Regions from separate parts of the Mus musculus genome. Here region 2 is linked to region 1. Evidence: chromatin loops called from intact Hi-C (ENCODE). Cell type or tissue: gastrocnemius. All regions are shown on one strand. Each heading gives the region's core, and the rest is flanking DNA. Links, peaks and the distances in the headings are about the cores only. Region 1 holds the start of Ankrd63 (ankyrin repeat domain 63). Region 2 overlaps Disp2 (dispatched RND tramsporter family member 2).

What was found. Hi-C counts contacts between places; a loop is a spot of excess contacts. Peaks named below come from ENCODE experiments on the same cell type or tissue, not always from the same donor. Only the 100,000 strongest peaks of a DNase experiment are listed, where the experiment ranks them.
Region 2: it touches region 1 in a loop (1.9-fold over the local background); 2 of 42 quality-filtered maps call a loop at or near these places.

Annotation. Positions count from the first base shown.
Region 1 is chr2:118,700,955-118,706,317 of GRCm38, forward strand. It overlaps Ankrd63 (ankyrin repeat domain 63), which reads right to left and starts at 3,009. Exons shown (of 1, transcript NM_001081971.1): 1 at 1-3,009. The coding sequence starts at 2,484. The coding sequence ends at 1,312. It also overlaps a transcript of Plcb2 not described here. In gastrocnemius, for the core only: a CTCF peak has its summit at 2,515; DNase peaks (open chromatin) are centred at 2,115, 2,455, 2,805, 3,193 and 2 more places; H3K4me3 peaks cover 2,262 bases.
Region 2 is chr2:118,788,052-118,793,361 of GRCm38, forward strand. It overlaps Disp2 (dispatched RND tramsporter family member 2), which reads left to right. Exons shown (of 8, transcript NM_170593.3): 7 at 1-63; 8 at 1,548-5,310. The coding sequence ends at 4,775. Among named protein-coding and RNA genes, the nearest start is that of Gm38629, 8.0 kb to the right of the region's middle. In gastrocnemius, for the core only: CTCF peaks have their summits at 2,718 (motif pointing right) and 4,586; DNase peaks (open chromatin) are centred at 1,283, 1,604, 2,531, 2,934 and 3 more places; H3K4me3 peaks cover 808 bases; H3K27ac peaks cover 730 bases.

The sequences.
Region 1 (5,363 bases), core at 249-5,248:
CTTGATCTAGCATCCATCATCTGCCCTGCCCTCCATTAACAGCCCAGCAAGAAGCAGGAGACGTTTAGCAGCCCCCTCCTATGCTCTCTCGGGAGTTTGATGTAATTTAGACCGGGACCTGCAGTTCGTGTGGGCTCTCGACTCCCGCGCCCGTCGCCGTTTAACGTGGCAAACACTACAGTCAATTATCCCCCTCGCTGAGGTGCTATTTAAAGAGACGTTGTCAGGTTCTTAAGCCTCGGATCAGACCTGCTGCTTTCTGCTTCATACACAAAGGCTCAAAACACGAGTTCTTTTGAGGGTTGGGAGAAATACAATTAAGCAAAAATCCTTCCTAGCTGTTCCACCCTCTTGGAGCACCCACGTGTGGAATGGGGGAGCTGGGAGGAAGGAGGGGGTGGGGTGCTATGTCCTTTCCATTTCAGGCCTCTGGGACTAAGTGGAAATATAAGTAAGGCTGGGCCAGGAGAAGGGAAAACATTGATCCTCAAAGATGAAATTCAAACGCAATCATTTGGGGGGTCAAGCAGGCCCAGAAGCCAAGAGTTAGTAGGGGCTTGGGGAAGCAGTGACCCACCAGTATCAATGAAGTTAGATCCCATAGTCTTGACTGAGACAGAGTCAAAGGAAGTTGATTTCCCAGAAGGGAAAGCTGGTAAACACCTAAAGGGGGCATTGCGTCTCAAAATATTCCTGTTGCCTTGAGTCTCTGCCTCAGAAAACCTTAACCATTGGATTCCTTCATAATCAGCCCTCTTGTCCAAAAAGCTTACGTGGCCACGTTAGTTCCTCCTTTCTTCCAACACTTACAGGGAAGGGAGACTTTGGTAGTTTGTCAAACTATTATGGTCAGCATCAGCAGGCACAGCCGCCTGGGCCCTTGTTCTTCCGAAGCCAGCTCTGCCGTTACCTGGCTGCCAAGGTGATAGGAAAAGTTAAAAATAGGCAAGGGATGCTGCGGGTACCGAGCCTAGGCAGTTGAACCTCAAGGCTGGGGCTGGGCCTGAGCCATCCACCTTTCCGGCTAGAAAGCTGAAGCCCACAGAAGCAGCCGTTGTTCACACCTCCTTTTTCCCCCAGGACAAGGAAATCAAGCTGGAGGAAGGTGGGAGATTTACGTGGGAAATACCAAAGAGCAAAAAGATGGGATCTCTTTCTTACATCTGGTGGAGGACTACAGGAAATCTCCCTTTAGCAGTGGGGACAAAGGGTGGGCAGAAAACTGCAGAGAAAGGGAGGACTTGGAAGAATGGGAGACATCTCAGTAGCTAGAGACAGAGTGAACTTTACAGGGCGCGACCTTCGTGCTCCTTACCGCTGAGCCTGCAGTACCACAGCCTCTGTGCCCGCCTGCCAAGGCTTTGGCCCAGGCACTGAGAAAGGCAGAGCGTTGTTCTCTAATTCTGGGCCACTCTCAGGCCCTGAAGCCTCCCCGACCAGGCTGGGGATGTCTGGAGCTGTGGACCGTCGGCGCAAACCCAGGCGGCCAGAGCCGGGGCAGCCCTCGGGATGAGGACTAAGGCCGACCGGGGCTTGCATTAAGGCCAGTGGCGCTCCCTCCAGCACCTCCTGCGAACGCCACCGCCCACTCCCCGAAGACTGGGGTGAGTTTGGTCGAGCCATCAGAGCTCCTGCCCTAAGGCGTGCTGTCTCCTCCTCGGTCATGGTACCCAGAGCTAGGCTCATGCTCCGGCCCAACTCTGGTCTCTCATTGCCTTGTGCCCTATAACGGACCGAGCCCTTGCCAGCAGAGGCAAGCTCGCCTCCGTGGCCGTGGCCATGGCCGTGACCGTGACCGTGGCCGCCGGCAGCTCGCGCAAACCGTGCCAAAAGAGGGCGCGGTAAACGACGGGGACTGGGTCGTCGCCGCTCTGGGCTGGGCGCCGGGGCAGGGTGGCCAGGGGGACTGTCGGAGTTGGAACCCCGGGCCGCTGCCGCAGCGGCTGCCCGACCCCAAGGCCCGGTGAGGGCTTGCACACAGGTCCCGTGGCCGCGGGAGGCAGCCAGCTGCAGTGCGGTGAGGCCCGCCCGGTTGGTGCGGTCAAGGCGTAAGCCCAGGCGGCGGAAAGAGCGCACCAAGAACTCCAGCACCGCCCCGTGGCCGCACGCCGCCGCCCACATCACCGGGCTGTTGCCCGCCGAGTCCGTCGCCTCCGGATCGCCGCTGAACTGCACCAGGAGCTGCACGGCGTCTAAGTGGCCTCGCTCGCAGGCCAGGCTGAGTGCAGTGCGGCCCCGCTCGTCCCGCAGGTTCACGGCTGCACCTTGCTCCAGCAGCAGTCGCACGAAGCGCGAGCGCATCGCGGGGTCCGGCAGCCCCACGGCCACCATAAGCGGCGTCCGGCCCTGCTCTGCGCGGCAGTCGATGATGCTGCGGTCCAGCGCGTCCAGCACGAAACGGGCCAAGTGCACTTTGCCGGCCTGCATGGCCTCAAGGAAGGTGCGCGTCCCCGCTCGGGGACACAGGTCCTTGGGCTTGAGCATGGCTCCGGCCGCCGCGCCCCGGAAGTCCGACGCACGGGGGCGCCCCTGTTCCCTCACCCCACGGGGCTACGGCCCCGGCCCGGACACCGGTACCGCTCTTTCCAAGCGGCGTGTAGGTGGCTGCAACCAAGTGTCCTGCAGTTCCCGCTCAGGTCTCCCTACCGCTCGGCTGCCTCGCCGCTCCCAGGGCGTCTTGCTTTTCCTCCCTGGCCCCCCACGCCTGGAGGTGTGGGCTGCTGGCTGCTTCGACTCCCGCTCAAGCTCCAAGCTCGGCCTCCTCAACTCTTGGGCCCTCTTCCCTGTATCCGACGCCCCTTGGTCCCTCGTGGCTTGGAGCAACGCCACTCACCCGCACCCCGGGCAGCCCCTGCTCCCCTGTTGAGCGGGTGGCTCCCGCCTGGCGCGCCTGCCTCCTGCCTCGGCGGGGAGCGCCGCTCCTCCAGCTCCCAGAGCCTCTCCCCGCCTCCTCCTTTCTTGCGGGGGCCGGGACGCTTGCTTTTTTACTTGGGGGGCTCGGCGGCTCCTGAGGTGCCCGACGCCTAGATACCTGGCTTTATAGCTTCAGGGGTCTCCATGGCAATGGCTGCTCTGGAAGCAGACTGCACCTTCGGGGCAGAGACGGACAGGGCAAGGGAGACCGCCCCTGACCCCCACCCCTTCGTGGGCCACGAAGTTGGGGAGCGGCTCCTCCTCCGCGCTCCCCTGGGAATGCGGCGGCGGTTGCGGGGCGGGGGTGGAGGCTGCTCGCCGGGGGCCACATGCACCCGGCGGGGCCAATCCTAAAGTCTCAGTCATCTTTCCCCGCCCCCCGCCTCCGCCGGAATCGGTAGCCTCCGCTGCTTAGAAACTGGCGGGAGCTCCTGCCATCGGTTTTAGGTTAAAGGGACTGGGACCCCACGAGGACAGGACTGGACAGTGCACCAGCTTGAGGTGGGCAAGAGACAGAGGAAAAGTAATTTGGGGTATGAGGCATTTGTGCTCCGGACTGAGGGCGCTCAGTCTGGCTGATAACTGCCATCTAAAGTGCAGCGAATCACAGCCACACACAATTGTGCCTCCCGCACGCGCTCACTCAGAGAAGGGCGGGGGTGCATTCTCCAATCTCAGACGTCTCCAAACCTGACAGCGCGCCCGCGTGCCAGCTCCACGGTTGATCGGTCGCTGTGGAGCAAGTTGACTTAGACACTGGCCGCTCTGACCCAGGGCAGGTGCCTTAGGACCCGAGAGTATGCAGGCATTTGGACTTCCCAGGCACTACCTCCTATCTCCTCAAAGATGGGCTAGTTAGGGTCTAGGAAAGGACAAAAGACACAAGCAAGAATTCCCTGACAGGGCTGGGTTCTCTTGAGCACAAAACCATCTTTAGGCCACAGAGCGCTAGACCTGGCCCCTACAGAAAGGAGACAGCCTGAGATTTTTTTTTTTTTTCAATCAGATGTGTGGAAAACCTACTTCCTTTGGACAATCAGCTCATGGGCGCTAGAGACGGGGAATACTGAAGGCCTAGCAGAGTCTTACAATGAGTGCCCCACAAGCTCCCAGGACTAGAGAAAGGGCTTGAGAATAGTTGAAATGGAGTTTATTTGTAGAATAAGTGAAGAGCTAGGGACTTTTCGCAGCTGGTCGAGTATTTGCCCAGTATACACGAAACGATTGGTTTGATTCATTCCCAGGATGAAGCCAGGTGTGGTGCTATAAGCTAACAACCCAGCACTTGAGAGATGGAGGCAGGAGGCTCAGAAGTTCCAAGATCATCCTCAGCTACAGTTAGGTTGAGGCCAGCCTGGGCTACATGAGACCCTATGGTTGTGTTTCCAGCAATGGGAAACACAGATGCACAAACTGAATGAATGAGACTTGTCTTCTCAGTCAGGAAGACGAACCCAGGACTGAGAACATCTGCTAAATGCAAACTCAAAACAGCCATTGGATGGAAGGACAAATGATGGGAAGGAGAGGGAACTAAGATCCTCTGAAGGCAACAGCAGAGTTAGTCCTTTAAGGATGAGAGACGCAGGCTAAGAAACAAGGAAGACGGCCAGGCAGAGGGGTTACAGGGACAAAGGCACCCAACAGACACAATGTGGAGGGTTGTGTTCAGGGGTCCTATGCTGTAAGAGAAAGGAAGTCCAGTGAAGAATGGAGGGGGTGTCCAGTCTGGTTGCTTTGCGGGACACGCCTGAGGATTCTGTGAGGAGTGCTCTGCCCCGGGGAGCAGGGGCTGGGGAGGCCCCGGAGCATCTGTGTCTTCTGGACTACCTAGGCTCCAGGATGGCCTAGGAGTGGATTCGGGCTAGACCATACAACAGGGACTCATGCTCCCCTTTGTCCTGTGAGGCATATTACTAAGTGCACAGTCGGTGAACTGAGCCCCCACGCATTTCTTGGCAGGAGAGTTAGGTCTCAGCCTGTGTCATACACTGGCAGTGTCAACCCAGGCCTGCACAGTCCCATCTGTGCAGAGGGAGCAGAGACAGAAACTCCGCCTGCACCACACAGGGTCAGGAGCCAGTTGGAGAAGCACCATTTAGAGGGACCTCAAAGTCCGTCCCATCAGCATCCAGGTGACACTCTCCACTCCCAGGAAGGTGACAGGCATGCTCCCACTCCTTAAGCAGAAGAAAGGCTTTTGTCCTTTTAGGACTCAGTTTTCCCTGTTTTCATCGTGAGAGAAAAATGCTTTCTTCCCTTTTTTTTTTTTCTGCCTTTGGGATCAAGAGGAAGGCTAGGCTGTGCACCTCCATGAAAAAAAGCATCAAGCCTCCCCCACCTCCCCAGCCCCTCTTCCCAAGTGCCTCCCTGAACCAGCTCAGCTTTGCCTGTGCCCCTGTTGCCTATGGTGGAAGGAAACAATGTATTTGGGGGTGGGGTGTAGTGGG
Region 2 (5,310 bases), core at 311-5,310, 87 kb after region 1:
TCTGGGGGAAGCCTGTGGAACCTGCAAGCCATCCATTCCATGTGTCGCATAGAACAGGAGCAGGTGAGCTGGCTGGGGACATGCCAGGGTATGGGTGGGAACTGAGGACATGAAGGACCCAGTTCCCGTGGGATACTGCTTAGCCAGGACTGCCAAGGTGGACTGAGGAGAGCTCTTCCTGCTTAGAAAACTATTCCAATTCTGCTGGAGGCTCTGGGTTGGGCCAGGGCAAAGGAAAGTAGGCTAACTGTAGAAGCTCCAACCTCCTGTGGCAACGAGAACTCAAGCAGAGCATAAGGAGTTTCAAAAGGTTTGAAAAGAGATCTAAAATGTGTGTGGAAGAGACGCTGGCCCCGGGAAGTAGAGACTCTAGGCTTCAAGACTGCAGCCTTGTCAATCCAAGCAGTGGCAATTCAGTTATGCTGCTGGAGAACCATATACAGAGGCATCTGTGGAAGTGTTTGCTGCTAAAACCAGTAATGCAAAGTGCTCTATAGCTCTATACACCAAGTCCCTTGTGTCACATCACAATGTCCAGAGCATCAGAAGACACTGGTTAAGAATATGTGTTCTGCCCTCAAATGCCTGAGTTCAAGGCCAGCTCAGGGTTCATTTGGTATGTAACTTCTTAATCTCTCACTGCCCCATATGTGTTGTTTTTTGTTTGTTTGTTTGGTTGGTTGGTTGGTTTTCTTTGTTTTTGTTTTTGTTTTTTGTTTTTTGTTTTTTGTTTTTTTGTTTTTTGTTTTTTGTGTGTGTGTGCTGGGGATCAAACTTAGATACTTGAATGGACTAAGTACATGCTCTATTACTGAGCTACATCCTCAGCCCTGTAAATATGAAATAGGGACAATAGTATGCCCTTTATAGGGAAAGTGACTGTGAAATGAGATTGAATTTGGAAGAATCTGACATAATTCTGGCACTAGGAATGACTTGATAAGTGTATAGTATCAGTGTCGCTGTCAACTAGACATGTGGTTAATGGCAGAGTGGGGCATCTGACTCCCAGGTGGGAGCTTTGCCCCACACCAGCTGTTGTGATGGGGACAGCGGGGTTAAAAAGGAAAGGAGGCACACGGTGGCAAGAGGAAGTTCTGGCCTTAAGAGGCCTTCAGTAACCCAGGGAAAGAAGGGCTGGGGGTTCTCCACGACCCTGACCCTGGAATGTCTTCTACTGCTTGCTTCCAGCTCCCTGGTCTCTTGACCTTGCCCTATATGTGGCTTGTCACATCTATTCCCATTCCTGACTTAGGAAGTTGCAAAGCTGGCAGGGAGGGGCTGCAGGAGCCCTTCTGGTAGCCTCTGGGAAAGGTCTGGGGAAACCTCCCCAGGCTTGCCTTTGATAAAGCCAAGATAGAGTTACTAGAAGCTAGGTGAGGTGCAAAGACAGCTTTGAGACAAAGTATTTCCTTTGGGTAGTCAAAATACTTGCTCTCTGCCCTTCAGCATGACAAGAGGTGAGAGAGCTCAAGACAGGGTTAAGGTAACCTGGGCCCCTGGATTTCCCTCTGAGCTTCACTCCCCCACTCCTGTGTGCCCTACAGATCCGCTCTCACATCAGTTTTGGGGCTCTGTGCCAGCGATCAGCAGCCAATGAGTGCTGCCCCAGCTGGTCCTTGGGCAACTATCTGGCCGTGCTGTCTAACCGCTCCTCCTGCCAAGACACTACCCAAGCCGATACAGACCGCACATTGGCCCTGCTACGGTTCTGTGCCACCTTCTACCATCGTGGTGTCCTGGTGCCTGCTTGTGTGGGGTCTAGCCAGGACAAACCCCCGTTTTGTGCCCAAGTTCCTGCCAAGTGTACCGGAAGCAACGTGGTCTATGAATTCCTGCACTACCTGCTAGACAGAGACTTTCTGAGTCCCCAGACTGCGGATTACCAGGTGCCCTCCCTCAAGTTTGCCCTGCTCTTCCTGCCCATTATAAAGACCTCCTCTCTTCTAGACATCTACCTGGACGGCCTAGGTGACCCAATTAAAGTCTCTGACAACTACACATCTATCAGTGGCATGGACTTGGGCCTCAAGCCCAGACTGCTGAAGTATTACCTAGCCGAAGACACCATGTATCCCTTGATAGCCCTGGTTGTCATCTTCTTTGGCATGTCCCTCTACCTGCGCTCACTCTTCATCACGTTCATGTCACTTCTAGGGGTGCTGGGCTCCCTAATGGTGGCCTACTTTCTTTACCATGTGGCATTCCGCATGGCCTACTTCCCCTTTGTCAATCTAGCGGCTCTCCTTCTGCTTAGTGGTGTCTGTGTCAATTACACGCTCATCTTCTTGGATATGTGGCGCCTCAGCAGGGGTCAGGTGCCTTCCGGGGGCATGCCACACCGTGTAGGCCGTACCATGCACCACTTTGGCTACCTGCTCCTGGTCTCAGGCCTCACCACCAGCGCAGCCTTCTACGGCAGCTACCTGAGCCGCCTGCCCGCAGTGCGTTGCTTTGCTCTTTTCATGGGCACTGCTGTACTAGTGCACATGGGGCTCACACTGCTCTGGCTTCCCGCCACCGTGGTGCTCCATGAGCGCTACTTGGCTCACGGCTGTGTGGCCCAAGCGCACGGCCAGAGGGGTGGCAGCGACCCCCTGAGGCTGTTGCTGGCGTTGCACAGACGGATCCGTATTTTTCGCAAGATTATTTCCATCCTCTCGCGCCTGCTTTTCCAGCGCCTGCTGCCCTGTGGTGTCATTAAGTTTCGGTACATCTGGATCTGCTGGTTCGCGGCGTTGGCGGCAGGGGGCGCCTACATCGGCGGCGTCAGCCCTCGCCTGCAACTGCCCATTCTATTGCCACTTGGAGGCCAGTTCTTCCGTTCTAGCCATCCCTTTGAACGCTTTGACGCAGAGTATCGCCAGCAGTTCCTGTTCGAGGATCTGCCTCCAAACGAGGGCGGCAACTTGCCAGTGGTTCTGGTGTGGGGAATCCTGCCAGTGGACACTAGTGATCCCCTGGACCCTCGCACCAACAGCTCAGTGGTAAGTGATCCTGACTTCTCGCCTAGCAGCCCGGAGGCCCAGGAGTGGCTCCTGGCTCTCTGCCATGGAGCCCAGAATCAGAGCTTCTTTGGAGATCAGCCAGAGGGCTGGCCTACGCTGTGTTTAGTGGAAGCCTTACAGCAGTGGATGGAGAGCCCTAGCTGTGGCCGCCTGGGTCCTGATCTATGCTGCGGACAATCAGAATTCCCCTGGGCCCCCCAGCTTTACCTGCACTGTCTCAAGATGATGGCTCTGGAGCAAAGTCCTGATGGCACACGTGACCTGGGACTCCGCTTCGATACTCATGGCAACCTGGCAGCTCTAGTTCTAAAGTTCCAGACCAACTTACCCTACAGTACAGAGTACGGCCCGGTCCACCACTTCTACACTGAAATCAGCCGCTGGTTGTCAACCGAGATGAGCAAGGCACCTCCTGGCCTCAACCAGGGTTGGTTCACCAGCAACTTGGAGCTGTACAGCTTGCAGCATAGTCTAAGCACAGAGCCAGCTGTCGTGCTTGGTCTGGCCCTGGCACTAGCCTTTGCCACACTGCTGCTGAGCACCTGGAATGTCCCCCTCAGTCTGTTCTCTGTGGCAGCTGTGGCTGGCACCGTACTGCTCACGGTGGGCTTGCTGGTTCTTCTTGAGTGGCAACTCAACACTGCCGAAGCTCTCTTTCTCTCTGCCTCTGTGGGCCTCTCTGTAGACTTAACCATTAACTACTGCATCTCCTATCACTTGTGCCCACACCCGGACCGCCTGAGCCGTGTGGCCTTCTCTTTACGTCAGATCAGCCGGGCCACGGCGATGACGACTGGAGTGTTGTTTGCCTCTGGTGTGATCATGCTGCCTTCCACTATACTGCTCTATCGGAAGCTGGGCATCATCGTCATGATGGTCAAGTTCCTTGGCTGTGGCTTTGCCAGCTTCTTCTTTCAGTCCCTGTGCTGTTTCTTCGGGCCAGAAAAGAACTGTGGCCAGATCCTCTGGCCCTGCGCCCATCTGCCGTGGGATGCCGGGACTGAGGATCCTGACGAGAAGGGGCGAGCGGGGCCACCAGGATTCTCCGAACACTATGAGTTGCAGCCCCTGGCACGGCGCCGGAGTCCCAGCTTCGACACCAGCACAGCCACCAGCAAGCTTTCCCATCGGCCTTCCATACTCTCTGAAGACCTGCAGATACATGATGGCAGCTGCTGCCTCCAGCATGCCCAAGCCCCTGTCTCCCCAAGGGATCTGCTCCTAGACCACCAGACAGTCTTCAGCCAGTGTCCAGCCCTGCAGACCTCCTCTCCATATAAGCAGGCTGGCCCCACCCCCCAAACCTGGATCAGGCAAGATTCCCAGGGACAGAAAACTGAGCCCCTGCAGGCACTGCCAGAAGGCCCTGCCCACTGCCCTAAGTCCAAAGTGGAAGAGCTCCCCGATGGCCTGTGCTCCTCAGCCAGCACCCTGGAGGGACTCAGCGTCTCAGATGACACCTGTGCCTCTGAGCATAGTGTCCGTGTGCCAGATTCTGTGGGTACCTCCCCAGAAGTCATGAATGGCACTGGACACCCCATACTTGAGCGGGGCCAGCTGAATGGGAAGCGCGACACCCTCTGGCTAGCACTGAAGGAGACCATCTATGACCCAAACATGCCCAATTCTCACCACAGCAGCTTATCCTGGAAGGGCCGTGGAGGGCCAGGCGATATCAGCCCTGTGATGCTTCCCAACAGTCAGCCAGATCTCCCAGATGTTTGGCTCCGTAGGCCCAGCACCTACACCTCTGGCTACAGCAGCTGAGAGAGGCCAAGGAAGGCCAGACCAGGGTCCACAACCCTGTTGGTGAAGATAAGGCAGATGCCACACTAGCCTAGAGCCTGAAGGTATTTCTCCCTATTGACATGATGTCTTACCCTCCAAGTATGGATTCTAAACCCTGCCAGATGTTCTAGCCTTGATCTCTTTGCTACTTACCCCTGCATCTGGAGGATTCAGTGGGAGGGCCTTGCAAGGTAATACCAGGCTCTCCCTGTGACCAACTAAGGACTCATCTGTCCCCACAGTGCCAACAAGGACCCCTACTCTGGAAAGGAGGGAGGCCAGATGTGCAGTTCCAGGTATTGGGGAGGCTGATCAGCTGTCTCCCGGGTGACAAGAAGTTCAGTGACGCTAAGGTACTCCATCTTTGGGATCCAGTTGGAGTATCTCACTGACTAGAAAAACCCTTAAGAACCTCCACAGCCTATTGAATCTCATCCCTTCTCATTGGCTCTTAATCGGGACACTTCAGTTCTTGGGAAGCTTCTCTGGGCTGGAAGTGAACACGGGCCTCTGT